3 separate regions of the Homo sapiens genome follow, and regions 1 and 2 are each linked to region 3. Evidence: read pairs that join two places in POLR2A ChIA-PET (ENCODE). Cell type or tissue: PC-9. All regions are shown on one strand. Each heading gives the region's core, and the rest is flanking DNA. Links, peaks and the distances in the headings are about the cores only.

Evidence for each region. Peaks named below come from ENCODE experiments on the same cell type or tissue, not always from the same donor. Only the 100,000 strongest peaks of a DNase experiment are listed, where the experiment ranks them.
Region 1: POLR2A ChIA-PET joins it to region 3 with 15 read pairs; 2 of 35 experiments call an interaction of 5 or more read pairs at or near these places.
Region 2: POLR2A ChIA-PET joins it to region 3 with 11 read pairs; 15 of 35 experiments call an interaction of 5 or more read pairs at or near these places.

The regions. Positions count from the first base shown.
Region 1 is chr19:54,427,617-54,437,376 of GRCh38, forward strand. TTYH1 (tweety family member 1) reads left to right here. Exons shown (of 14, transcript NM_020659.4): 6 at 1,691-1,763; 7 at 2,266-2,341; 8 at 2,934-2,989; 9 at 3,197-3,289; 10 at 3,483-3,575; 11 at 7,926-8,068; 12 at 8,212-8,257; 13 at 8,475-8,555; 14 at 8,717-9,288. The coding sequence ends at 8,513. Among named protein-coding and RNA genes, the nearest start is that of LENG8-AS1, 17 kb to the right of the region's middle. RefSeq lists an enhancer at 3,235-3,529. In PC-9, for the core only: a CTCF peak has its summit at 3,603; DNase peaks (open chromatin) are centred at 3,525, 4,045 and 4,735; H3K4me3 peaks cover 2,522 bases; H3K27ac peaks cover 3,821 bases.
Region 2 is chr19:56,254,530-56,264,289 of GRCh38, forward strand. The region is part of intron 2 of ZSCAN5A (zinc finger and SCAN domain containing 5A); the gene reads right to left. It overlaps LOC124904775 (a long non-coding RNA gene), which reads right to left and starts at 6,439. Exons shown (of 2, transcript XR_007067350.1): 1 at 3,125-6,439; 2 at 530-2,980. In PC-9, for the core only: no CTCF peak of the experiment used is centred there; no DNase peak of the experiment used is centred there.
Region 3 is chr19:56,327,672-56,337,431 of GRCh38, forward strand. The region is part of intron 1 of ZSCAN5A-AS1 (ZSCAN5A antisense RNA 1); the gene reads left to right. It also overlaps a transcript of ZSCAN5A not described here. Among named protein-coding and RNA genes, the nearest start is that of ZSCAN5A, 18 kb to the left of the region's middle. In PC-9, for the core only: CTCF peaks have their summits at 6,048 (motif pointing left) and 6,247; a DNase peak (open chromatin) is centred at 6,000; H3K27me3 peaks cover 2,119 bases.

The DNA of each region.
Region 1 (9,760 bases), core at 1,823-6,822, 1.9 Mb before region 3:
ACAAAAAAAAAAAACAGATGAGGATGATGATCTATTGAGGGTCATGCACGCTGAGTCCTTCAGTTGCCTCCACCCCATGAAGGAGCTACCATAAGGCTCCATGTGGCCGGTCAGGGACCTGACTAAGAGCGCAGAGGGTGGCCAAGTCCAAGACTGAGCCGTCCTTAAGTGTCGTGGCAAAGCCGCAGGACCACACTGATTTCACAGCTCGCTCTACGCGCCCGACACTCTTCTCTGCACTCCCTGGAGCACCTCATGCCCCCTGTGAGGAAGGTGCTTCCTTCTGCCTGTTTTTTATTTCTGTTTTTTATTTTGAGAAGGTCTTGCTTTGTTGCCCAGACTGGAGTGCAGTGGCATGATCACGGCTCACTACAGCCTCTGTCCCCTGAGGCTCAAGTGATCCCCCCACCTCAGCCTCCAGAGTAGCTGGGACCATGGGCTTATGCCACCACTCCCGGCTAAGTTTTTTTTTTTTTTTTTTTTTTTTTTTGAGCTGCAATTTGGCTCTTGTTGTCCAGGCTGGAGTTCAGCGGCGCGATCTTGGCTCACTGCAACCTCTGCCTCCTGGGTTCAGGCAATTCTCCTGCTTCAGCCTCCCAAGTAGCTGGGATTACAGGCGTATGCCACCAAACCTGTCTAATTTTGTATTTTTAGTAGAGATGGGGTTTCTCCATGTTGGTCAGGATGGTCTCAAACTCCTGACCTAAGGTGATCCGCCCGCCTCAGCCTCCCAAAGTGCCTGGATTACAGGCATGAGCCACCGTGCCTGGCCTAAGTTTTGTATATTTTTGTAGAGATGGAGTCTTGCTATGTTGCCCAGGCTGGTCTCGAACTCCTGGCCTCAAGTGATCAGCCTGCCTCAGCCTTCCAAAGTACTGGGTTTACAGGCATGAGCTACCATGCCTGGCCCTTCTCCCTGTTTAACAGAGGGAGAGACTGAAGATCAGAGAGGTTGGACCACTTGCTCAGGGCCACACAGCTAGAAGTGCTAGAGCTGGGATTTGAACCAGACAGGCCATTCTCATTGGAGGAGTCCCTGCATTCTCTCTGGCCCTGGTGGGGTGAGGCAGAGTTGAACCTGTACCTCCATTGCCCCTGAGAGAGTGGGAGAGACCCCGCGTAAGGCTTGCAGACCCATAAACCTAGCCAACACAGGGCAGGTCTGGGACTGGAAGCCAGGCCTTCAGTTTGGGGACCCCTGGGTGCCCTTCTTGCTTACTGGTCACCCTACCAATGCTGACACGCCCCCTGCACCCCTCCCCACCCGGAAAGTCCAGAGACTTTCAGATTTCAGCCCTGGCACTGTCTCCCATTCTCAGAGGAGACAGGGCAGAGCCAGAGGCTGATCAGGCTGTGGGTGGACTTGGGGGAGCCTTCGGGGGAAGTGAGCCCAGAGGTGAGCAGTCACCGTCCCAGGGTCCTGGAGCTGGGATCCAAGCTGCGACCACCCAGCCCAGGGCCCTGCTCATACCCCACACCCTGCTCATCTGGGCAGGAGCCAGATGTCCAGCTGGACATCAGCAGCCACTGGCCTACCCCCAACCACTGAACTTGTGTTTCCCTAATTCTGATCCTCCAGGCTCCAGAGGTGGGTGGAGGTGGGGGGCGGCTGTGATGGGATTTGGGGTGTGGAAAGAGGCTAGGCTAGGAGATTAAGAACCCCGGGCTGATCCTCCCTCCCCCACTCTAGGATGACAGTCATGAGTCTCCTGGTTCTCGTCCTGAGCTGGGGCTCCATGGGCCTGGAGGCAGCCACGGCCGTGGTGAGTGCCAGGGCCGGGCCATTGGGCTCTGGGACTCAGGGGGCCTGGAGACTTCAACTTCTGGATCTCGGGATGGCATGGCTTAGTAGAGAAAGGAATTGGGGGGCACGATCACAGCTCTGAGGTTTAGGGCTTGTTTCCTGGGGCCTGAGTGGGTACAGATTGGTGTCCTGGACGTTTGAGCTGTAATGGAGGAGGGGCTGGAAACCTGGATTCCTAGGTCTGAGGGAGGAGGGGCTGGGGGTCTGGACTCCTGGGTGTGAGGGAGGAGAAGCTGGGGGCCTGGACTCCTGAGTCTGAGGGAGAAAGGGCTGGAGAGTCTGAACCCCTGAGTCTGAGGGACGAGGGGCCTGGGGCCTGGACTCCTGAGTCTGAGGGAAGAGGGGCTGGGACCTGGACCCCTGGGTGGGGAGGGGAGCTGGGGAGCCAGGCACTGGGTGCTGTGGGAGTGTGGAATCGGGGCAGTTTTGGGTTTGAGCCCCTTTTCTGCTGCCTCACGCAGGGCCTCAGTGACTTCTGCTCCAATCCAGACCCTTATGTTCTGAACCTGACCCAGGAGGAGACAGGGCTCAGCTCAGGTGATTTCCAAGGGCCCGGTGGGTCCGCCGGGTTGGGCAGTGCAGGCCCTGGCTTCCTCAGGCCTCCTCTGTGCCCGGTCCTGCCCAGGGTGGGGTGGGGGTGCAGCCTGCCAGGCGAGACCCAGCCCTCTGGAAGGGAAGCAGGGCTCCTGGCCACTCCCCAGCTCGGAGCCCTCCTGGAGCCCCGCCACCCGCCAGACCCTCATCCCTTCTGCTCCAGCTGGCAGCGCCTCTCCTGGTGGGCTGGAAAAGAGGGCAGGATAAAGATAATGGTGCCAGGAAGAGAGAGGAGGGTCAGGAGAGGGTGCTCCTGGGCGTCAGGAATGGGGAGTTTGGCCCCCTGGAGAAAACTGGGGAGCACCATTTAGTCAGGGGTTCCCAGGGAGTATAGGGTTGCCCACCAGCGCCTGCTCTGGCTGTGGCAGGAGCAGAAGGGACGCGGGGCTGGCGGGTCTCTGAAGGTAAGGCCATCGGGCTCCAGGGCTGGGCTGAGGCCCCTAACCCTGCTAACCCCCCAGTGCCCGGCCTTCCCCCGGGAGATCCCTGGGGGCCCAGGCTCATGGCCTCCTCCCCTCTCCTCCTCCCACTTCAGACATCCTGAGCTATTATCTCCTCTGCAACCGGGCCGTCTCCAACCCCTTCCAACAGGTTAGGGCTGCGGGCAGGGGAAACGGGTGTTGAGGGAGCCAGAAATCTGGACTCTGAAGGGAGGGGGCGGGGCTGGGGCTGGGGCCTGGACTCCTGGGTTCCGGGGAGGATGCAGGCCAGGGGCCCGAGTGCTGTGTCCGGAGGAGAGGAGAGAGGGCCGGGGGCGTATACTCCTGGGTCCTCCTCCCTCCCTTTCTCTTTCTGCAGAGGCTGACTCTGTCCCAGCGAGCTCTGGCCAACATCCACTCCCAGCTGCTGGGCCTGGAGCGAGAAGCTGTGCCTCAGTTCCCTTCAGCGCAGGTCGGTGGGTGGGCGCTCCCCAGACACGCGGACCCCACGGGGAAGGCGGACGGGGCGGGATGGAGCTGTGGGGCGTAGGCGGGGCTGCAGAGCTAGGCGGGGCCTTGGGTTGTGGGCGGGGACGCAGGGCGGGGCCAGGGCGATGGGCGGGCCTGAAGAGTTCGTGGGAAAACGACCCCTCCTCGCCCCGCAGAAGCCTCTGCTGTCCTTGGAGGAGACTCTGAATGTGACAGAAGGAAATTTCCACCAGTTGGTGGCACTGCTACACTGCCGCAGCCTGCACAAGGTGAAGCCCCTCCCCTCCCAATTTCTTCTCCCACGGGGGGCCTCTGTCTCGACCCACAGAACTACCTCCTCCTTCTCCTTGGACCCCTGCCATTGCGCCTGAGGATATCTCTGTATCCTCTGTTTATATGATTTATCTGTCCTATATCTATTCTCTACCTATTTATAACCTGTCGTCTACCTACCTATCAAGCATTATCCATATTCCTTCCCTCCTCCCTCCCTTTCCCCCCAACTCCCGCACTCCCCGCTGGGTCCCCATCCCACCCTCCCCGTCCCTTCCTGCCACCTTTTCCTTCCTTGTCTTCTCTCCTCTCTCCGTCCTCCTGCCTCTCCCTCCCTCCTAGAGGCTGCCGCTTAGTGAGTTCTGGAGCAAGACTGCCTGGGTTCCAGTCCTACCTCCTGACCAAGGGCAAGTCACCTAACTTCTCTGTACCTCAGTTAGTTCCCTCACTTATAAACCTGGGATTGCAAGAGTGGGCACCTGTCCAGCTCCCCTGCGGCTTGTGCTGTTCATACACTGGACAGGCAGGGGTGGGCAGGGTGCCCAGGAGGAAAGATATCTGGTGTCCTGCAGGCTCCAGTTTGGGCTCTGCCGCAGGCTGCACGGCCATAGGCAGGTGAGCGTGGCTGACTCTGCTTCCCACCCGTACCGTGAGGAAGGACGAGTTTTTTTTGTTTGTTTTTTTTTCACTGGATGGCTGTGAGGATTGAAAAAAAAAATCCCCTTATAAAACAGTAGGAGCTGGCCGGGCGCGGAGGCTCACACCTGTAATCCCAGCACTTTGGGAGGCCCAGGCGGGTGGATCACCTGAGGTCAGGAGTTCAAGACCAGTCTGGCCAACATGGTGATACCCCGTCTCTACTAAAAATAGAAAAAGTTAGCCGGGCATGGTGGTGGGCGCCTATAATCCCAACTACTCGGGAGGCTGAGGCAGGAGAATCGCTTGAATCCACGAGGCAGAGGTTGCAGTGAGCCAAGATTGTGCCACTGCACTCCAGCCTGGGCAACAAGAGCGAAACTCTGTCACAAACAAACAAACAAAACCAGTAAGAGCTGTTCTAAAACACACACCCGAGGATGCCTTTCCCCGGCCAGTCTTCCCATCAAAGACCTCACATGTGCATAGCTTCACCAAGTACCTGACCCTGTTGCATTTCACAGGTGGTAACTCATCGATGCCTCATAACAATGCTATGAAGAAGGAACTATGATTATCCCACCTAACAGGTTAGAAGATGAGGAGCAGAGTTGAGGGACCTTCCCAAGGTCACACGGCCAGCCAGCCCATGCACACTGAGGAGAGAGGGACCTTCCGGAGGGCCCCGCCCTCTGCCCCCCACAGCCAGGCAGTTGCCCAGTTTTGTCCTTTCTGCTTCTGGAATGTCTTCATCCATCTACTCTCAATGCCCAATGCCCCTGCCGCAGCTGAGGCCTCGTTCTCTCCCCTGCAGAAGGAAGCATGGCCCCCTCCCCATCCATCCCCCCATGGACCCTAGAATAGGGCTGCCAGATTCAGCAAACAGCAAACCACTCTGCTATAAGTACGCCCGGTGCAATGCTGGGGAGATACTTATACTAGAAAATTATGTATTGGGCATCCGATACTCAAATGTAACTGGAAGTCCTGAATTTGATCTGGCAACCCTACCCAAGAGGGATTTGTCTACGCCATCGCATGGATCTGAGCTTTCCCTGGTCTGGCTCAGACAGACCCCTTCTGTGGCTCCCACTGCCTCCCACCCTTCTGGAACTGGCATTCCAAAAAGGGAGTGGGGAGTAAGCACTGAAGCCATGCTCAGAATTGCTGACTATTGAGCTGAGAAAGGCTGGGCCCCCACCCAGCCCAGGGCTGCCCTGATCTTTTGCATAAGGATAAACTGGGGTTCAGGCGCTTTTCTGTGGCCTAGGCAGAAACTGGGCTGGAATACAGGCCCCCAGACTCCTTTGTGGAGGGAGGGAAGGGAAGGAAGAGGACAGATCACTCTACCCTTCCCTACCACTGCACCATGAGACCCTGGGTCTCCATCTCCCCTGTCAGTGTGCCAGGGTCCTCACAGATTAAAATCAAGAATAAGCGGCGGGGCCGGGCACTGTGGCTCACGCCTGTAATCCCAGCACTTTGGGAAACCAAGGTGGGCGGATCACCAGAGGTCAGGAGTTTGAGACCAGCCTGGCCAGCATGGCGAAATCCCATCTCTACTAAAAATACAAAAAAACTAGCCGGGCGTGGTGGCACACCCCTGTATTCCTAGCTACTCAGGAGGCTGAGGCACGAGAATTGCTTGAACCTGGGCAGTGGAGGTTGCAGTGAGCTGAGATCGAGCCACTGCACTCCAGCCGGGGTGACAGAGCGAGAATCCGTCTCAAAAAAAAAAAAAAAAATAGGAGGGGGCTAGGGATGGGTGCCTCGTGCCTATAAACCCAGCACTTTGGGAGGCCCAGTGGGGCAGATCAGAACTCCTTGAGCTCAGGAGTTCAAGACCAGCCTGGCCAACATGGTGAAACCCCATCTCTATTAAAAAAAAAAAAATCAACAATAAGGGACATCAGGGATGAGGATGAAGGAGGGAGGGCACTGGAGCCTAAGAGAATCAGCTCCAATATCGCTTCTGCCCCTTCCAGACAGTGTGACTCTGGGCAAGTAGCTTGCCTTCTCTGGGCTGCAACTTCTTTCCACCATTGCAAGAGGCGGCAGCGTGAGAGGGTCAGTGTCTGCCTGGCAGGGCTGTTGTGAGGATGAAGGACAGTGTGCATGTACCAATACTCTCAAAACAGAGCCTCCATTGCCCCGACAGGTCCGTACCCCAACCCTCACTGGCTTAGTAACAGACACCCCACCTCAACCAGGTGCTCCTGCCAGAAACTCAGGCTCTTAGCTCCCACAACCATTCTCAGAACAAGTTCTGTTGGCCCTTCCTCTGAAACCTATATGGACTCCCACCGCTGTTCCTACCACCATTGCTGTGCCCTGGTCCCCGCATCCTAGCCACCATGACCACAGGGGCCTCTTCCCTGTCCCCCCTCGCCTACCCCCGTCTGTCCTCCATGCAGCAGCCAGCCAGCCAGGTGATCCTTTTAAAACACAATCCGATCAAGTTCTTCCTCTGCTTAAAACGCTCAGTGATTCCCCTCAGACATGGATTAAAATCCCTGTTCCTCGCCCTGACCTACAAGGGCCTGGGTGGTCAGTCCTGGATCTGTCTGCCTCTGGCCTCAGCCCCTCCCAGCTTCCTCTGCACAGCCCTCTGCCTGGCTCCTTCCTGGAGGACCCATCCCTGCTAGTGGGGTTACCCGACCTACCCCTGCCCTGCACTGACCCCCGCCCTCCTACCTCGTTGCACACCAGCCTCTGAGATGACCTTCTCGGTCCTGTTTACCGAAGTTTCCTGGTACTGGGGGCAGCGCCTGGGGCAGAGCAGGCTCTGTCAACCCCCACTGAATACATACGCTGTGCAGGTGCTTAGCACTCGGTGAAGGCCGTTTCTGCTGATTTCTTGGGACGACAGTCATCAGAGCCAGCATTTGTTGGCATGTTGAGTGTGTATTGTGTGCGCGGTGTCATCTTGAGCCACTGGTTGGTTTTTCGACGTGCTGTTCCACGTGCTCTAGGCCAGTGATTCTGCCCCCAGGGACACCTGGCTGGGTGAGGAGTTCTGCCCCCAGGGACACCTGGCCGGGTGCCGAGTTGCTGTTGGTTGTCACACTGCAGGAGGGGGTGCTCCTGGCATCTGGTGGGTGGAGCTGAGTGGGGCTGCTCAGCACCCCACAACACACAGGGCAGCGCCGTCACCACAGAGAATGATCTGGCTCAAAATGTCAGCAGGGCCCAGGTTATGAAGCCCTCGCCCCTGGACCAAGGCGGAGCTGGCGGTGGCTGGCCTGTGGGCGCTTGGTGCAGGGGAGGATGCTCTTGCAGGAGGTGCCGCTGCCGGGAGGGAGAAGGGAAACGGAAGTAGCAGTTCTCACGTTCCTGGGTAGATGAAGATGGAGGAGAGGGCCCAGGGCTGGTGGGAGATGCTGGACTGGTTCTAGATGTGGGGTGCTGACTGGGGAGGACCCATGTGAAAGGGAGATAGGGGCCTGCAATGACAAGGGCGGGTGCAGCTCAGGAGAAGCCAAGTCTGGAGGCTGGGCAATTAATTCCTGAGTGCCAGGCCTATCACACCAAAGACCCCACTGTACCCACTGTATTCTCAGAACTGCCCTTTGACAGGGGAAACTGAGGCACAGAGTGGTCAGTTGACGTGTGCAGTACCACAGCCGGGAGGACGGTCAGACTGATGTGCACAGTGTGTGCCGATGGGGGAGGGGGTGGGGACGCATGGCCTGATGACGCCCTCCCCTCAGGACTATGGTGCAGCCCTGCGGGGCCTGTGCGAAGACGCCCTGGAAGGCCTGCTCTTCCTGCTACTCTTCTCCCTGCTGTCTGCAGGAGCGCTGGCCACTGCCCTCTGCAGCCTGCCCCGAGCCTGGGCCCTCTTCCCACCCAGGTCAGGAGCGGGGGAGGGTAGGGTCCTGGGGAGGGAAGAGGAGGGGCAGCACCTGGGGACCACGGTGGCAGTGGGGGTGGGGGGTGCAGCCTCCTGATGGGTCCCCATCCCGCCTCTCTGCCATGCCCCGCATCAAACCCCAGTGACGACTACGATGACACAGACGATGACGACCCTTTCAACCCTCAGGTACTGGATGCCTGGGTCTGAGGGAGGAGGGGCGGGGGGTCCTGAACTCCTGGGTCTGAGGGAGGAGGAGCTGAGGGCCTGGCCGCCTGGGTCTGAGGGAGGAGGGGCTGGGGCCCGGACTCCTGGGTCTGAGGGAGGAGGGGCTGGGGTCCCACAGTACAAAGCCAATTCCCACTCCATTCCCTCCTCTCCCCCGCTACCCCGAATCTCCTAGCAGGAATCCAAGCGCTTTGTGCAGTGGCAGTCGTCTATCTGAGCCCCTCCTCCCGGCTGGACTGGAGCCTGGCTCCCCTCTTCGGTGAGCTTCCAAGGGCCACCCCAGCTCCTGCAGCCGGGCCTCTGCCCCCCTCCCGCCCTCCGAGCTGCTCCAGGCATGGGCTGCGTGCCTCCTGCTGGGTGGATCGCACCGGGCAGGCCCTCCAGCCTGCATCACTGCCCTGTCTCTCCCTCTCTCCGCAGTTCCTTCCCTGGCTGCCGGAGGAGACCCCACTAACCCAGCCTGCCTGGGCTCTGACCACTAACACTCTTGGCCATGGACAGCCTGCACAGGACCGCCTCCCTGCTCTTGGCCACTGTGCTCCCATTTCTGTCCTTGGCCTTGGGAGTAGCTGAGGGGGCAGACTAGGGAGTAGGGCTGGCAGGGGAGGGGGCAGACAGCCTCGCCTCGCACCCTTCATCCCTGGCTGCCGGTCCCATCCTTGGAGGGACTAAGCTGGGGGTGGGGGACATGAGTCCCCCTGCTGCCCCTGCCACATCCCAGTGGGCTCTGACCCCCTGATCTCAACTCGTGGCACTAACTTGGAAAAGGGTTGATTTAAAATAAAAGGGAAGACTATTTTACAAGCAGCTGGGTCCTCCTTATTTCTCCTCTCCCTTGATTCGGCCTCCTGGCCAGGGCTGGGACATCCTCCCTGCTGTCCTCTCTCCCCCGGCCTCCCAGCTGCCAGGAATTTCTGCGCCTGTCCAGGCTCAGCAAGGGGTCCAAAGACATTGTTCTTTAAAAAAAAAAAAAAAAAAATCAAAAAACAAAACGCTTTCTTCTGATTCTAAAAGTAATGCGCGTGTCCTGACACAGGAAGACACAGGCATCTCTGGCACAGAATAGATGGCCTAGAAATAGATCTAACTGTGTGTGTGTGTGTGTGTGTGTGTATATATATATATACACACATGACAGAAGACAGATTTCAAGTCAGTGTGGAAAGGACGGTTGGTTTAGCAGCAGTAGTGACATATCGGCTCTCCATCTGGCCAAAAACTTCTATAGATAAGATGGGTGGAAGATCTAGATGTATGCAAGTAAAGGCACAGAAGAATTTCTAGAGAAATTAGGAGGGTGGGCATGGTGGTGCATGCCTGTGGTTCCAGCTACTCGGGAGGCTGAGACTCCTTGCTTGAGCCCGTTTCGAGGTAGCAGTGAGCTGTGATCGTGCCACTGCACTCCAGCCTGGGCAACAGAGCAAGACCCTGCCTCTTTTTTTTTTTTTTTTTTTGTTTTTGAGA
Region 2 (9,760 bases), core at 2,269-7,268, 74 kb before region 3:
TTCTGAGCTATTGTGAATAACGTTGCAATGAACATAGGAGTATGAGTTCCTGCTTCCAATTTTTTAGGTACATAAGCAGAAGTGGCATTCCTGGATTATATCGTAATTCTATGTTTAATTTTTGGGGGGGGCTGCCATGCTGTTTTCCTTGTGTATTAACAGTATACCAGGGTTCCCATTTCTCCACATCCTTGGCAAAATTTGTTATTTTCTGTTTTTTGATAGCAGTGGTGTGGTTTTGATTTACATTTCCCTAATTATTAGTGAGGTGGAGTGCCTTTTCTTGTGTCTGTTGGCCATTTGTAGACCTTCTTTGGAGAAATGTCTAAGTTCTTTGCCCATTTTAAAATCATGTTGTTAGTGTTTTGTTGTTGAGTTAGCGTTCTTTATATACTCTGGAGATGAACCCCTTTTCAGATATGTAATGTGCGAATATGGTATCCCCCTATTCCATTGGTTGCTTTCACTCTGTTGATTGTGACCTTTGATGCAAAAACTGTGAGTTTTAAAATATATATTTTAAAATATATATTTTCTTATTACAATTTTATTTAGGAATAAGTGAGGTACAGTAAATGGCACGTTATCAGTTTATGATTTGTCGTGTTCTGACATTTTCACAGGCTTTCTGCATTTTTAAAGCTGCTCCCATTGGAAACAGGAAAGGAACTTCCATTTTAGTTAGGAAAGCTTTTGAATAATATTTAGATAGTCCAAAAAATACACAAAGTGATATATAACCTACAATTCCAAGAACGTCAATATTGAGCAAAGCGTGGACAATAGCCGGCTGAGCGCACAAGGTGGGGAGTGGGGAGGGAAGCTATGGATTTGCCTGTGGTAGGGAAGACTTTGCCCAGTCAGCCACAGAGAATTAGAAAGTCTGCCGCCCGCTGCTGCCCACGAGCAAACAGAAAAACAAAAAACCCAACCTGCCTCAGTGCTCACAGGCCGACTCTGTGCCGTAGCCCAGTGCAACTCTCCACCTGCCATCTCACTGTTTCACTCCCTCTAACGGGTCCACGTTGATTAATTCCCAAACCCCTCTTGCCTGTGACCCAACGTGGTTTTTCCCTTTGGCTTTTTTTTTTTCTCCCTCAAAGAAGCTGTTTTTCTTGCCAGCCCTGAGATGGGTTGAATAAACTGATCATAATTACACAGCCTACCTGGACGGATGAAAAACATGGTGTCGTCTATTCTCAGGGTCCCTAGGAGGGTTGTTAGGGTGGTTTTAATGAGTCCCAAAGCACCTGGCTCTATTTCTGCCCGTTGAGCTGCTAAACTGGCATCAAAAAGTTAACTCTGAGGAGGCAGAAAACATGATTTGTTAACTGCTGGCCTCAAGGGTGACTTGATTTATTTCAGGGCTTATTTAAAAAACAGTAATTATTGCCTGTTTCCAATCCTGAAGATAACATACATGCATGTAGTGAATACATTTGGAAATTGTATTCCCATGAAACTTTTAATGAGATATTTGAATAGAACTTGTTAAGTAGCTGGTAAAGTTCAGAAGAGAAAATGCACACACACTAAAAAACTAGAAACACAATAAAAAGAAAGAACAGTCAGGAGGAAATGCTTTAAAATACAGAAAAAAGGATAATGGAGAATATATGTCATCCATAATCCCACCATAAAGAGAGGATTTTAAATTTTTTGTTGTTTTGTTTGTTTGTTTGAGACAGGGTCTTACTCTGTTGCCCAGGCTGGAGTGCAGTGGTGCGATCATAGCTCACTGCAGCCTTGACCTCCTGGGCTCAAGCAATCCTCCCTCCTCGGCCTCCTGAGTAGCTGGGATTATGGGTGCACACCACCACACCCGGCTAATCTTTTGTGGTTTTTGTAGAGACAGAGTTCTGTCATGTTGCCCAGGTTGGTCTTGAACTCCTGAGCTCAAGTGATCCTCCCACCTTAGCCTCCCAACCAAAGTGCTGGGATTACAGAGTAAGCCACTGTGCTCAGCCTGTATTTTTAATATGTAGTGCATGTCCTTACATTTTTCAGGTGTGTGCGTGTATACATATATACATACATGCATTATATATATTGTATATACACATATCCACAGACACGTATTTTAAGATGCAGAAAAACGGGGGAGACACTGAGGAGATTTAAACATGGGTGTGGCATGATTCAAATTTCATATCATTCTGGCAGTTAGTGTGGAGACAGATATAGGGGCAGCCCCTGGTGGCAGGGACCAGTGGGCAGGTCACCCAGGGCTTGATCCCTGACATCCAGTCGTGTGACGATTGTGTCCTGAGTTCAGGGAAGGGCTGTTGATGAAGCAGAAGAAATGTTTGAGAAGCACTGGAAAAATCCGGAGCCACCTGTTTTGCGATGGATTATCTGTTGCAGATAGTGGTGAAAAAAAAAAGCAAACAGGTGGTTCTGGGATCCCCCCGAAAGGGAAACCCAAGATGAGGAGCTGGTGGGAAGGGGAAATTAAATGCTCATTTAACTTAACATGTGGGATGTCCAGAGGTGTATTTGCCATCAGGGGAATACCTGCGTAAGGGCTCTGGAATAGACACCTGACTTGGCTATCATTTCTAGCGGGGTTAGATAGCCCCTCAAAAGACAGAGTGTGGAGAGAAGAGCCACATGTCAGGCTTAGGTCCAAGAGGGGCGAGTTTGCAGAAGGAGTGATGGCAGGAGAGCGGGGAACCAGGGGCATCCCAAGTTTGGACAGAAGCAATGTGAATGGACACGAAAGGAGAGATTCGAGTGAGATTTACACGTTAGAATCCCTGGAACCAGGTGACTGATCAGGGCTGGGAGAACAAAGGGAGGCAGGTGGAGATGAACCCAAGGGCTGATCTCCACGTTCCCAACAGATGTCACGGGAGGATACAGAACACTTGTCCCTGGGATATGGACTGCAGTGTCCCTGCAGTACTAAACAGACCATTGGTATGTGGGAGCGAGATGCCCACCATTGTTACCTGGCTGAAGAGCTGGTCCCCTTTCACACCTGGCTCCTGCCTCCCACCACTGCCCATCTTCTTAGACACAGGCGCCGGGGGACTCTGCAAGCCTTTCACACCTGGCTCCTACCTCCTACCACTGCCCATCTTCTTAGACACAGGCGCTGGGGGACTCTGGAAGCCTTTCACACCTGGCTCCTGCCTCCCACCACTGCCCATCTTCTTAGACACAGGCGCCGGGGGACTCTGCAAGCCTTTCACACCTGGCTCCTGCCTCCTACCACTGCCCATCTTCTTAGACACAGGCGCCAGGGGACTCTGCAAGCCTTTCACACCTGGCTCCTGCCTCCCACCACTGCCCATCTTCTTAGACACAGGCGCCGGGAGACTCTGCAAGCCTTTCACACCTGGCTCCTGCCTCCCACCACTGCCCGATCTTCTTAGACACAGGCGCCGGGAGACTCTGCAAGCCTTTCACACCTGGCTCCTGCCTCCCACCACTGCCCGATCTTCTTAGACACAGGCGCCGGGAGACTGCAAGCCTTTCACACCTGGCTCCTGCCTCCCACCACTGCCCGATCTTCTTAGACACAGGCGCCGGGAGACTCTGCAAGCCTTTCACACCTGGCTCCTGCCTCCTACCACTGCCCATCTTCTTAGACACAGGTGCTGGGGGATTCTGCAAGCCTTTCGCAGGTTCCCAGGACTCAGCTCCCACCCGCCTCTTGGTGCTATAACAGGGTAGTGAGGGGGTGTGGTTTCAGCACAACCAAGCTTATCTCTTCTGTGAGCCTTTTCTGGGCCACCAATAGAGTCTTCCATAAATACTGAGCACTGACTACGTATCAGGTCTCGTGTGGGCACAAGGGACACTGAGAGGAAATGGAGTCCTTGTCCTTGAAGGTCTCACCTTCCAGTGTGGGGGTGACGGACACGCCTTCCAGTGTGGGGGTGACGGACACGCCTTCCAGTGTGGGTGTTGACAGACACACCTTCCAGTGTGGGGGGTGACAGAGACGCCTTCCAGTGTGGGGGTGACGGACACACCTTCCAGTGTGGGGGGGTGACAGACACACCTTCCAGTGTGGGGAGTGACAGACACACTTTCCAGTGTAGGGGGTGACAGACACGCCTTCCAGTGTGGGGGGTGACCGACACGCCTTCCGGTGTAGGGGGTAACAGACACACAAACACACTTGCTGTGGTTTTTGAAGATGATCACAACACTCTCCCATCTGATCTGTTCAAATGTGTCAGGTCCTCATCAAGAGGTGGAGTTGGATTTCCATCCCCTTGCATCTGGGCAGGGCTGTGACTTGCTTGTCTCCAACAGAAAGTGGCAGAAGGGACATTGCGTGACTCCTGAGGCTAGGTCAGAAAAGACGACACAACCTCCCCCTTAAGTGCACGAAGGCCTCAGTTCCCCTCAGCTGTCCCATTGTCCAGAGGCTGCCATGTTGTGAGGGAGCCCCACCTAGCCCACGACACACGGAGAGGACCTGAGACAGCATGAGAAGAGAGAGCTGGTGGGTGGGCCCCAGCTGTTTCAGTCACCTGGAGATCCAGCTCTAGTCAGCACAGAAGAGACCCTGAGCCTAACCACCCAGCTGAGCCCACCACCGATTTCCTGACCCACAGAGATACTAAAAGCACTGTTGTTCTGAGTCACTGAGTTTTGGGGTGATGTGTTATACAGCTACAGATAACTGGAACAGCATTGTGTCTTCCCACCCTGTACTTATTTTATTAATTTTTTTTTTAAAATAGAGATGAGGTCTTACCATGTTGCCCAGGCTGGTCTGAGCAACATGGTAGAACCATGAACTTCTGAGCTCAAGCAATCCACCAGCCTCGGACTCCCAAAGTGCTGGGATTACAGATGTGAGCTACCGCGCCTGGCTGCACCCTGTAATTCTGATCTTACCCTCTTCTTACCTGGACCCTCGTACGATTTCCCTGGGATCTCAGTCTCTAGAATTCAATCAGCCTTTTCTTTGGGATTTGGTTCCTGTTCATGCCTCTCGTTTACCCGTTCTGTCCTCTCTGCCCCTTTTGTTTATTGAGAGGCACTTGTGAGATCTATGGAGGTATGCTTGTGGCGTGTGTACTAAAAATTTTAGTGGCAGAAAATTCATGTGTTTGAGTAGCTAAAAATGGATTTTAAGGGAGTTTCATACTCAGGATTTGTGTGCATGCCAAGCAGCTTATCTGAAAGTAAATGAAAAAGTTGACCGGGCACGGTGGCCCACGCCTGTCATCCCAGCACTTTGGGAGGCCAAGGCAGGTGAACTGCTTGAGTTCAGGAGTTTAAGATTAGCCTGGGCAATGTAACGAAACCCCATCTCTACAAAAAATATAAAAATTAGCTGGGCATGGTGGCACTTGACTGTGGTCCCAGCTACTCAGCAGGCTGAGGTGGAGGCTAGTTTAAGCCAGGGAAGTCGAGGCTGCAAATGAGCTGTGATCGTGCCCTTGCACGCCAGCCTGGGTGACAGAGCGAGACCTTGTTTTAAAAAAATAAAAATTAAAAAATTGTTAAATGCTATAAAAAATGTTTTTAAAAAGAAAAAAGTTAATAAAAATAACAATGAAACAATATCGGCAAGGAGAACACCACTAACTTCAGGTTTGAGCCTCTGCTCTCAACTAGCAAAACTTTTCTAAGCTCTGTAATATCTACCAACCATGGACATATTAGAGAATATTTTGGGAAATATATAGATTTTGTTTTAGTAATTAAATATTTTTTTACTTTTTTTTTTTTTTTTTTGGAGACAGTTTCACTCTTGTTGCCCAGGCTGGAGTGCAATGGTGCGATCTCGGCTCACTGCAACCTCCGCTTCCAGGGTTCAAGCAATTCTCCTGCCTTAGCCTTCCTAGTAGCTGGGATTACAGGCATGTGCCACCACGCCCGGCTAGTTATGTATTTTTAGTAGAGATGGGGTTTCTCCATGTTGGTCAGGCTGGTCTCGAACTCTCGACCTCAGGTGATCCGCCCGCCTCGGCCTCCCAAAGTGCTGGGATTCCAGGCATGAGCCACCGCGCCTGGGCTTTTTTTTACATTTTTTTAATTTCTTTTTTCTTTTTTTTCCCTCTGGTGTTGAAACTAATATAATTACATATTTTAATGTGCAGTAAAATATCAGTAGGACAAAAATCTGCAATTTTATTGTATTTAGGTATTGCTTAGGATAAAGCTACAGTGACCATCTAAGTAAACAAGTTAATATGTTTGAGGAAAATCAATCAATAAAAAGTAATACTAAGGATACACATGGAATTGACAAAAAACTAGGAGGTGGTACTTTCTTGAGAGAAGCTTGGGAAGCCCTGAGCTAGAAGATATTTTTCTTTTAATTTATAAACATTTGGAGAGCACTCTTTTTTGTAAAAATTACCTCACTTAAACTCCACAACCAACTGCAAGAAACTGTTACACTCATTTTATAGAAATGGAAAATGTGGCTGGGCGTGGTGGCTCATGTCTGTAATCCCAACACTTTGGGAGGCCGAGGCGGGTGGATCATCTGAGGTCAGGAGTTCAAGACCAGCCTGGCCAACATGGTGAAACCCCATCTCTACTAAAAATACAAAAATTAGCCAGGTGTGGTGGCAGGCACCTGTAATCCCAGCTACTTGGGAGGCTGAGGCAGGAGAATCTCTTGAACTTGGGAGGCGGAGGTTGCAGTGAGCTGAGATTGTGCCACTGCACTCCAGCCTGGGTGACAGAGCAAGACTCTCAAAAAAAAAAAAGAAAAAAATAAAATGTAGGGAGCTTAAGTGACAGAGACAGGAATTAAGTCCAAAGCCTGGCTGATGGCCAAATTGATGTTGTCTACAGGATATGGTACTGATCTCCCAGTGGTAGCTCAGGGGCTGTGACATTCCTAGAACAGGCATCTAATCTGCCTCCATTAATCATGGAGGACTTCCTGAAGGAAGTGACATCTGAGCTGGGACTTTCCCTTAGCTCAGGGACATCTTTCTCCCAAGCATGGCCCCCACTGGTGAATGAAACCTAATTTTCTTTAGAGAGAACCCTGTTATCTGTCCAGTATTCCCCAGAAGAGGCTGGATAAAGCACAGATAGCTGCCTGACTTGAAAGTGTCTTTCAGGACTGGATCAGATCCAGGAGCAAATTGAGAGAGAGAGGGAGAGAGAGAGGGAGACAGAGAGAGAGAATCAAAATACAACTGAAAAGTGTATTAGGGGAGAAAAAGGGGAGAAAAAGAGATTATTTCTTCAGACTAATATCCTGTTTGGAAACACCAAAAACTGATATTATTGAAAATTTCACATGTAAAATAAAGAGCTTAAATAACAATTCAAGTCTAAAGTTTGGCTATCACAATTTTTCTTTATTTTTGTTTGTTTATTGAGGTATAACTTACATATAGTGAAGTGTACAATTCTTAAGGTTACAGTTTAATAAATTTTTACATATGGATAGACGGATAGATTCACATAACTATGACCCAGATAAGAAGACACAATATTTCCAGTACCTCAGAAGTCTCCCTCTTGCCCCTCCAATCTGTGCCTACCTACAGGTAACCACTTTTCTAACTTTTTTTTTGAGATGGAGTCTCACTCTGTTGCCCAGGCTGGAGTGCAATCTCAGCTCTCTGCAACCTCTGCCTCCCTCCCAGGTTCAAGTGATTCTCCTGACTCAGCGTCCTGAGTAGCTGGGGTTACAGGCGCCTGCCACCATGATCGGCTAATTTTTGTATTTTTTAGTAGAGACAAGGTTTCACCATGTTGGCCAGGTTGGTCTGGAACTCCTGGCCTCAAGTGATCCACCCGCCTCAGCCTCCCAAAGTGCTAGGATTACAGGCATGAGCCACCGTGCCCGGCCCACTTTTCTAACTTCTATCACCATAAATTAATTTTGACTATTTTAGAGTTTCATAAAAGTTGTATGTTACAGTATGCAGTCTCGTTTCTAATTTTTTTTTTTTTGTTTTTTTGTTTTTTTGAGACGGAGTTTTGCTCCTGTTGCCCAGGCTGGCGTGCAATGGCATGATCTTGGCTCACTGCAACCTCTGCCTCCTGGGTTCAAGCAATTCTCCTGCCTCAGCCTCCCAGTATCCCAAGTAACTGGCATTACAGGCACCCACCACCATGCCCGGCTAATTTTTTTGTGTCTTTAGTAGAGACGGGGTTTCACCATGTTAGCCACACTGGTCTCGAACTCCTGACCTCAAGTAATCCACCCACCACAGCCTCCCAAAATGCTGAGATTACAGGCATGAGCCACTGCGCCCGGCCCTGATTTTCATTCAACATTATATTGATAAAAGTCATCCATGTGGTTGTATGTATCGATAGTTCATCCTTTTTATTGCTGTGCAATATTCCATTGATTTATTTATCCATTCCTTGATTTATTTATCCATTCTATTGTTGACGGACACTTGGATTATTTCCAACGTTTATCTATATGGGTAATTATGCTGTAAGTCGTTTTGCATATGTCTTTTGGTAGAAACAATACTTTTTTAAAAACAAATTTAGTAGATTATAAATTCCTTAGTGATGGGTAAGGTAGGAGTATGTATTACTGAACATAGAGACACTTGGTAGAGACTCCTCACATGCACATCTGAATGATGCCTTGGGACTAGGCAGTGATCCTTTGCCCTTCTTGGGGCCAGGCATACCTCCAATGACTTGGTAACAGCTTCAACTCTTCTTCCAAGAAGATTGCCCACATACTCAACATTTAGCATTGGGCTTCTGGAATGTGGTGATATCTAAGGTTCTTCCAGCTTTGGCCTACATGAGACGGTGAGCTGGGTGAAGTGCATTTTAAGGGCAAGCGCTGAGCTCCAGCTTATGAGGAATAGCCCTCCAATGTGCCAGGAACATGTTATGTGCCCTCTGGAACAAATAATATTTCACTTTTCCGAAAGCCAGAGCTTTGGGATCCCAGATCTAGTAAGAATCATCTTATTCATCTTCCTTTCATCTCCAAGCCAGAAGGAGGCTCGTTGAATTTACAGGGATGGAGTTGCAAAGGGCATTAAGGAATCCTGCATCTATGCTATCAGGACCTACCAGTCCCAAGTGGCTTTGATAGATAAAATGTTCTGAGTGCCTTAACCCAGAAAAACTGCAACTCTAGACCCTGGATGTTCTAAACGACGCAATCAGAACATCTTCCCATATTCTTTGGAAGAAACTCTAACACTTTCCTCTTTCTACTTCTACCTAAAACATCTGAAAGAAGGGAGGCGAGAGAGGAGAGAATTATGCATTTAAACAAAGACAAGGAATTGCGAAAATCACCATTTTTAAAGAAGTATAGATTTCATAAGAACCTCTGAGATGATGATAATGCATGATAATAACATGTAATAACAATAATTATAATAGTATTATGCTTCTATGAGCCATATAAATATTATATGCTATACATATTGCTAAGTGTTTTACAACCTTCACCTCATTTATTTCCCCCTAAAAGTCTATGATTTTATGTAAGAGGAAAATGAAGCTCCAAGAAAAACTTTTTTTTTTTTTTTGAGATGGAATCTCGTTCTGTCACCCATGCTGGAGTGCAATGGCATGATCTTGGCTCACTGCAACAGCACTATCTTGGCTCACTGCAACCTCCGCCTCCCAGGTTCAAGCAACTCTCCTGCCTCAGCCTCCTGAGTAGCTGGGATTGCAGGCACCCGCCACCTCACCCAGCTTAATTTTTTGTATTTTTAGTAGAGATGGGGTTTCACCATGTTGGCCAGGCTGGTCTCGAACTCCTGACCTCAAGTGATCCACCTGCCTCAACCTGCCAGTGTTGGGATTACAGGCATGAGCCAGCACACCC
Region 3 (9,760 bases), core at 2,937-7,936:
TGTATTTTATGTATTCTATACAAATACTATACAATACATAAATTTATGTATATATTCAATTTTACACATCTACTAATATATGTAATCTATTTTGTTTTTACATGTGTATTTACATACACATGCGATACATATGCACTGTAGTTCATGTATTACATATGCATAGTTGTGTGTTATATGTAGTATTACATAAGTATCCATACGTGTATATATTTCCCATGTAAATGAATATGTGTAGTATAGATAATTCATATATATCAAAATATGATAGTATACATGATATATTCACATTAGTACATATTTTGATACATATACATTATAAACCTTACATACATTTATATTATGAAGTATATCCACATAGTTAGAAGTAGCTTAATAATAAACTCAACATTTATGGTAGTGGTCATGTATGGGAGTAGCACAGTGAAGGGAGAAAGAGAGAAGCATGGATGGACAGGAGAAGTGATCAGTGTTTACTCCTTAGGTGGATGGGGATGTTTTTGGTAGTTCATCATTTTACTATGTTTTATAACTGACATGTATGTTGCAAGTTGTTTTTTCAACATATTGAATACTTCCAAAGATACAATTATAAAGAAAAATGCTGTCACAGAATGCAAACTTCCTGTTTTAAAAATTTTACTATTTTATTATAAAATAATTTTAGTTTTATGACATTAAAAAAACATATTTGTGGCCAGGCGCAGTGGCTCATGCCTGTGATCCCAGCACTTTGGGAGGCCTAGGCAGGTGGATCACGAAGTCAGGAGTTTGAGACCAGCCTGACCAACATGGTGAAACCCCATCTCTACTAAATACAAAAATTAGCTGGGCATGGTGGTGCGCACCTGTAATCCCAGCTACTTAGGAGGCTTAGGCAGGAGAATCACTTGAACCGAGGATTGCAGTGAGCTGAAATCACACCATTGCACTCCAGCCTGGGCTACAGAGCATGACTCTGACTCAAAAAAAAAAAATTGTTCCAAAAAATGGGTAAAATATGGTAAAGAAGATAATCACATAAACCAAATGTGGGTCAAAGAAGAAATATGGCCAGGCGCGGTGGCTCATGCCTGTAATCCCAGCACTTTGGGAGGCCGAGGCAGGTGGATCATGAGGTCAGGAGATCGAGACCACGGTGAAACCCCATCTCTACTAAAAATACAAAAAAAAAAAATTAGCTGGGCATGGTGGCGGGCATCTGTAGTCCCAGCTGCTGGGGAGGCTGAGGCAGGAGAATGGCGTGAACCCAGGAGGCGGAGCTTGCAGTGAGCCGAGATGGCGCCACTGCACTCCAGCCTGGGCGACAGAGCGAGACTCCGTCTCAAAAAAAAAAAAAAATAAATAAATAAATAAATAAAAGAAATGTAACAGAAATTTTAAAAATAATTTGACCTTGGCTGGGCATGGTGGCTCATACCTGTAATCCCAGCATTTAGGGAGGCCAAGGTGGATGGATCAGTTGAGGCCAGAAGTATGAGACCAACCTGGCTAACATGGCGAAACCCCGCCTCTACTAAAAATACAAAAATTAGCTGGGCGTGGTGCCATATGCCTGTAAACACAGCTACTTAAGAGGCTGAGGCACGAGAATCAGTTGAATCTGGGAGGCAGAAGTTGCAGTGAGCCGAGATCGTGTCACTGTACTCCAGCCTGGGTGACAGAGCCAGGCTCTGTCTCAGAAAACAAAAACAAAAACAAACAAACAAACAAAAGTTGAACTAAATAAAAATGAAGTTACAACTTACCAGATTTGTAGGATGAAGCAAAAGAAATGCTAAGAGGGAAATAGGAGAGTTATAGTATTAAGTATATCAGTAAAGAAGATAATTCTATATTCAATAGTCTATGTTTATACCTTAGGAAACTAGAAAAAGTACTGTATTCTGTACTCTAATCCCAAAGCAAGCAGAAGAAATAATAATAATAATTGGAGTAGAAATTATTGAAATTGAAAATAGAAAAATAGAGAAAGTCAACATCTAAATATTCCTTGAAATAGTCAATACAATTTAAAAAACATAAAAAAAAAGTTTTTCATGATAATTTACTTTCTCACATCTTGGTAGGTCAAATATCTTATTTTGTTCTTTGTGTATCACCATTGTAATCTGGGTAGTTTATTTATCCCAACAATGAATGTTTTTATTTTTAAAAAATTTTTATTTCAAAACTAATTTCCACTTTAGGTTCATGGAATACATGAGTAGGTGTGTTACTTAGGTATGTTGCATGATGCTGAGGTTTGATGATTGATCCTGTCACTCAGATAGAAAGCACAGTACCCAATAGTTTTTCAGCCCTTGCCTCTTGTCTTGCTTCTCCCCTCTGGTACTCCCCAGTGTCTACTGTTCCCATCTTTATGTCCATGTGTGCTCAGTGTTTAACTTCCACTTATAAGTGAGAACATGCAGTGTTTGGTTTTCTGTTCCTGTGTTAATTCACTTAGGATAATGGTTTCTACCTGCATCGATGTCACTGCAAAGCACAAGATTTTGTTCCGTTTTATGACTGCATAGTATTCCATGGTGTATATGTACCACATTTTCTTTATCCAATCCACTAATAATGGGCAGCTATGTTGATTTCACATCTTTGCTTTTGTGAATAGCGCTGCAATGAACATATGGGTGCATGTGTCTTTTTGGTACAAAAATTTATTTTCTTTTGGATATAAAACCAGTAATGAATTGCTGGGTCAAAGGATAGTTCTGTTTTAAGTTCTTTGAAAAATCTCCAAACTGCTTTTCATAGTGGCTGAACTAATTTACATTCCCACCACAGTGTATAAGCATTCCCTTTTCTCAGTAGCCTTGCCAGCATCTCTTGTTTTTTTTACTTTTTAATAATAGTCATTTTGACTGGTGTAAGATGGCATCTCATTATTGTGGTTTTGACTTTCATTTCTCTGACGACTAGTAAAGTTAAGCATTTATTCATGTTTGTTGGCTGCTTGTTTTCTTTTGACAAGTGTCTGTTTACATCTTTTGCCTACTTTTAAGGGGGTTACTTTATTTTTGCTTGTTTAGTTGTTTACTTTTTATGTTGATTCTGAATATTAGACCTTTTTTGATGCAGTTTTTGAATATTTTCTCCCATTCTATAGGTGGTCTGTTACTCTGTTATTAGTTTCGTTTGCTGTGTAATTAGATCCAATTTGTCATTTTTTTGTTGCAATAGCTTTTGAGAACTTAGTAATAAATTTTTTTCCAAAGCCAATCTTCAGAATGGTGTTTCCTAGGTTTTCTTCTAGACATCTCTTAGATTGAGGTCTTACATTTAAATCTTTAATTCTTCTTGAGTTAATTTTTGTATATGGTGAAATGTAGGGGTCCAGTTGCATTCTTCTGCATATGCCTAGCCAGCAATCTCAGCACCATTTATTAAATAGGTAGTTCTTCACCATTGTTTTTCTGTTGTTGCCATTGTCTAAGGTCAGATGGCTGTAGGTGTGTGGCTTAATTCTGGGTTCTGTTTTTTGTTCCATTGATCTATGTCTGTTTTTGCATGCTGTTTTGCTTATCGTAGTCTTGTGGTACAGTTTGAAGTCAAGTAATGTGATGCTTCCAGCTTTGTTTTTGTTGTTGTTTAGAATTGCTTTGACAATTCAGGCTATTCTTTGGTTTTAGATGAACTTTAGAGTAGTTTTTTTCTAGTTCTGTGAAAAAAGATGTTAGTAGCTTGATAGGATTGGCGTTGAATATGTAATTGCTTTGAGCAGTATGGCCATTTTAACAATATTGATTCTTACAATTAATGAACATGGAATGCTTTTCCATTAATTTTTGTCATCTATTATTTTTTTCAGCAGTGTTCTGTAGTTCCCCTGGTAGAGATGTTTCACCTTCTTGGTTATATATAGTCTAGGCTTTTTTTTTTTCTTTCAGCTATTGTAAATGGAATTGCATTCTTTTTTTTTTTTTTTTTTTTTTTTTTTGAGACGGAGTCTCGCTCTGTCACCCAGGCTGGAGTGTAATGGTGTGATCTCGGCTCACTGCAACCTCTGCCTCCTGGGTTCAAGCAATTCTCCCGCTTCAGCTTCCTGAGTAGCTGACATTACAGGCACCCGCCATCATGCCCGGCTAATTTTTGTATTTTGGTAGAGATGGGGTTTCGTCAGTTGGCCAGGCTGGTCTTGAACTCCTGACCTCAGGTGGTCCACCCGCCTCGGCCTCCCAAAGTGCTGGGATTACAGGTGTGAGCCACTGCGCCCAGCCTAGTATTTCAAAGAATTTTTTTTATTTCTCCCTTAATTTCATTGTTTACCTAAAAGTCATTCAGGAGCAAGTTATTTAATTTCCATGTTATTGTGTGGTTTTGAGAGATCTTGGTATTGATTTCTATTTTTATTGCACTGTGGTCCAAGGGTATGGCTGCCATGATTTTTATTTTTTTTAATTGATTGAAACTTGCTTTAGGCTGAGCTTGTTGTCCATGTGTTCCATGTGCAGATGAGAAGAATGTGCACTCTGTAGTTGTGGCTTCAGTGTTCTGTAAATGTCTATTAGGGCCAATTGGTCAAGTGTCAGATTTAAGTCCAGGTTTCTTTGTTAGTTTTCTGCTCTGATGATCCGTCTAATGCTGTCAGTGGGGTGTTGAAGTCCCCTACTATTATTGTGTGGATGAGTCTTTTCATAGATCTAGAACTACGGCTTTATGAAGCTGGGTACTCTAATGTGGGGTACGTATGTATTTAGATAGTTAAGTCTTCTTATTAAATTGAGGTCTTTATCATTATGAAATGTTTTTCTTCATACTTTTTTATTTTTGTTGTTTTAAAGTCTGTTTTGTCTGATCTAAGAATATCTACCCCTGCTCTTTTTTGTTTTCCATTTGTATGATTTTCTTCCAACCTTTTACTTTGAGCCGTATGGGTGTTGTCACATGTGAGATGGATCTCTTGATAACAGCAGACAAATGAGTCTTTCTTTTTAAAATCAAACTTGCCACTCTACGCCTTTTGAGTAAGGCATTTAGGCCATTTATATTCTAGGTTAATAGTGATATGTGAGGTTTTCATCCTTTCATGAAGTTGTTGCCTAGTTGCTTTGTAGGTTTTTATTGGGTGGTTGCTTTATAGGATCTGAGGACCATATACTTAAGTGTATTTTTATGGTAGCAGGTATTGTTCCTTTGTTTCCATGTCTAGAATTCCCTTAAGGATTTCTTGTAAGGCTGGTCTAGTGGTAACAAATACCCTTATTGCTTGCTTGTCTGTAAAATATTTTATTTCTTCTTTGCTTTTGAAGCCTAGTTTGGTGTGACATAAAATTCTTTGTTGGAATTTCTTTTCTTTCAGAATGCTGAAAATAGGCCTTCAATCCCTTCCAGCTTGCAAGGTTTCTGCTGAGAAGTCTGCTGTTGGTCTGATGGAGTTCCCTTTGTGCATAATCTAACATTTTTCTGTAGCTGTCTTTAAGATTTTTTTTTTTTAGTATTGATGGTAGACAGTGTGGTGACTATGTCTTGGTGATGTCTGTTTCGTATAGTATCTCCCAGGTGTTCTCTGGATTTCTTCTATCTGGATGTCTACCTCTCCAGCAAGATTAGGGAGATTTTCTTAAATTATTCTCTCAAATATGTTTTCCAGGTCATTTACCTTTTCTCCTTCTCTCAGAAATGTCATTAATTCATAAGTTTGGTCACTTTATATAATCCCATCTTTCTCAAAGACTTTATTTTTTTTTTAATTCTTTTTTTTGTTTGAGTTTCTTCAAAAGACCAGACTTCAATTCCGAAATTCGTTCTTCTGCTTGCTCCAGTCTATTGATAAAGCTTTTAATTGTATTTTGAAATTCCTTAATTGAGCTTTTCAATACCAGAAGCTCTGACTGATTTCTTTTTGACATGTTTATCTCTTCCTTCATTTACTAGATTGCTGTAGAAATATTTGTGTTGATTTTGAACCTTGCCTTGGGTGTTGCTGAGCTTCCTTGCAATGCATGCTTTGAATTTTTTGAGAGCTTCTCTTAGTAAACAATAATAAAGTATATACCTAGTGACATTGGCCACAGCCATCTCTTATTCATGCATGCCATCTGCTGGTAGTATGCCAAACTGCACAATAGCTCAATATAAAGCCAGACATGAGAAGAGTCCATAGGGCTATAAAAGCAAAGCCAAAAGATGGTAGCAAACATACTGTATGCTCACACCTTCTAGGGAGACAGGGGAAAGGAAAAAGAAAAATATATATATATATATAAGAATCTTGTCTGCATGAAAATAATTACAAAAATTAGGAATGCCAACATCTCCAGATGAGAAGAAGCCATTGTAAGAATTCTGGCATCATGAAAAATCTGAATGTTGTGACACCACTGAAAGATTACACTAGCTCTTCAGCAATGATCCCTAACCAAAATGGAAAATAAGAGATTACAGATTTAAAAATTCAAAGCATGCATTCCAAGATGGACAAGTCTGGAATGGGCAGGCCCATGTACAGGCTTCCTGATAGCAGACACAAGCACCAGTGTCAACCATGTACCCAGAGGTGTGACTAGCCATGGAGATCAGATAGGAAACCTCCTTGGCTCCAAGTTCTCTGCATAGAGTGGGGTGTTCTAGATGCCTGGAGGTCTGCCTGGGCTTGGACTATAGACCACCCCACTGCACCACAATCTCTGCAAAGAAAGGGTGGGGTGGCTCACAGACTGCCTATTTTATCACATCTCTACCATTTGGTGATGATCTGATCTTGCACAAATTATTTTATTATTATTTTTAAATTTTTTATTTTGTTCACTTTTCCAACATGATGTATCAGTTACATTGACATAACCATTTATTTTTATTTTTTATTTCTGTGGGTACATAGTAGGTGTATATGTTTATGGGTTACATGAAATATTTTGATATAAGCATGCAATGCATAATAATCACATCAGGATAAATGGGGTATCCATCACCCCAAGAATTTATTTTTTGTGTTACAAACACAAATATAGAGCTCCCAGAGGAATGGGCAGAATTCCATCTTTGCTATTTCTCAGCCTTCACTGGTGATACCTCCAGGTACTGGAAAATCTGAGATGACTAGGGACTGGAGAGGACTCCTAGCAAACCACAGCAGCCCTATAGAAAAGTGGCCAAATTATTAAAAGAAAAAAATACTCATCCAAAGGTCAGCAACTTCAAATATTAAAGGTAGGTAAGCCCACAAAGATGAGAAAAAAATCAGCACAAGAATGGTGAAAACACAAAAAGTCAGAGTGCCCTCTTTTCTCCAAATGACCACATCACCTCTCCAGCAAGGGTTTGAAACTGGGCTGAGATGGCTGAAATGACAGAAGTAGACTTCAGAATACGGATAAAAACAAACTTCACTGAGCTAAAGTATCATGTTTTAACCCAATGCAAGGAAGCTAAAAAGTCATGATAAAGCATTGCATGAGCTGACAGACAAAATAGCCAGTGTAGAGAAGAATGTAACCAGCCTGACAGAACTGAAAAACACAATAAAAGAATGTTAAAATGCAATCACAAGTATTAATAGCAGAATAGACCAAGCAGAGGAAAGAATCTCAGAGCTTGAAGACTGCCTTTCTGAAATAAGATAGGTAGACAAGGATAGAAAAAAAAAAAAGAATGAAAAGGAATAACCAAACCTCCAAGAAATATGGGATTGTGTAAAGAGAACAAATCTATGTCTGGTGTACCCAAAAGAGATGGGGATAATGGAACCAATTTGGAAAACATATTTTAGGATATCATCCATGATAACTCCCCCAACCTAGCTAGCCAGGCCAACATTTCCATTTGCTTGGTAGATCTTCCTCCATCCCTTTATTTTGAGCCTATGTGTGTCTCTGCATGTGAGATGAGTTTCCTGAATACAGCACACTAATGGGTCTTGACTCTTTATCCAATTTGCCAGTCTGTGTCTTTTAATTGGAGCATTTAGCCCATTTACATTTAAGATTAATATTGTTATGTGTGAATTTGATCCTGTCATTATGATGTTAGCTGGTTATTTTGCTCATTAGTTGATGCAGTTTCTTCCTAGCCTTGATGGTCTTTACAATTTGGCTTGTTTTTGCAGTGGCTGCTACCAGTTGTTCCTTTCCATGTTTAGTGCTTCCTTCAGGAGCTCTTTTAGGGCAGGCCTGGTGGTGACAAAATCTCTCAGCATTTGCTTGTCTGTAAAGTATTTTATTTCTCTTTCACTTATGAAGCTTAGTTTGGCTGGATATGAAATTCTGGGTTGAAAATTCTTTTCTTTAAGAATGTTGAATATTGGCCCCCACTCTCTTCTGGCTTGTAGAGTTTCTGCCGAGAGATCGCTGTTAGTCTGATGGGCTTCCCTTTGTGGGTAACCCGACCTTTCTCTCTGGCTGCCCTTAACATTTTTTCCTTCATTTCAACTTTGGTGAATCTGACAATTATGTGTCTTGGAGTTGCTCTTCTCAAGGAGTATCTTTGTGGCATTCTCTGTATTTCCTGAATTTGAATGTTGGCCTGCCTTGCTAGATTGGGGAAGTTCTCCTGGATAATATCCTGCAGAGTGTTTTCCAACTTGGTTCCATTCTCCCCGTCACTTTCAGGTACACCAATCAGACGTAGATTTGGTCTTTTCAGATAGTCCCATATTTCTTGGAGGCTTTGTTCATTTCTTTTTACTCTTTTTTCTCTGAACTTCTCTTCTCGCTTCATTTCATTAATTTCATCTTCCATTGCTGATACTCTTTCTTCCAGTTGATCGCATCAGCTACTGAGGCTTGTGCATTCGTCACGTAGTTCTCATGCCGTGGTTTTCAGCTCCATCAGGTCCTTTAAGGACTTCTCTGCATTGGTTATTCTAGATAGCCATTCGTCTAATTTTTTTTCAAAGCTTTTAACTTCTTTGCCATTGGTTCGAACTTCCTCCTTTAGCTTGGAGTAGTTTGATCTTCTGAAGCCTTCTTCTCTCAACTCGTCAAAGTCATTCTCCATCCAGCTTTGTTCCGTTGCTGGTGAGGAGCTGCATTCCTTTGGAGGAGGAGAGGTGCTCTGATTTTTAGAGTTTCTAGTTTTTCTGCTCTGTTTTTTCCCCATCTTTGTGGTTTTATCTACCTTTGGTCTTTGATGATGGTGACGTACAGATGGGTTTTTGGTGTGGATGTCCTTTCTGTTTGTTAGTTTTCCTTCTAACAGTCAGGACCCTCAGCTGCAGGTCTGTGGAGTTTGCTGGTGGTCCACTCCAGACCCTGTTTGCCTGGGTATCAGCAGCAGTGGCTGCAGAACAGCGGATATTGGTGAACCGCAAATGCTGCTGCCTGATCATTCCTCTGGAAGTTTTGTCTCAGAGGAGTACCCAGCCGTGTGAGGTGTCAGTCTGCCCCTACTGGGGGGTGCCTCCCAGTTAGGCTACTCGGGGGTCAGGGACCCACTTGAGGAGGCAGTCTGCCTGTTCTCAGATCTCAAGCTGCATGCTGGGAGAACCACTACTCTCTTCAAAGCTGTCAGACAGGGACATTTAAGTCTGCAGATGTTACTGCTGCCTTTTGTTTGTCTGTGCCCTGCCCCCACAGGTGGAGCCTACAGAGGCAGGCAGGCCTCCTCGAGCTGTGGTGGGCTCCACCCAGTTCGAGCTTCCCGGCCACTTTATTTACCTACTCAAGCCCCGGCAATGGCAGGCGCCCCTCCCCCAGCCTCACTGCTGCCTTGCAGTTTGATCTCAGACTGCTGTGCTAGCAATGAGCGAGGCTCTGTGGGTGTAGGACCCTCCAAGCCATGTGTGGGATATAATCTCCTGGTGTGCCGTTTGTTAAGCCCATTGGAA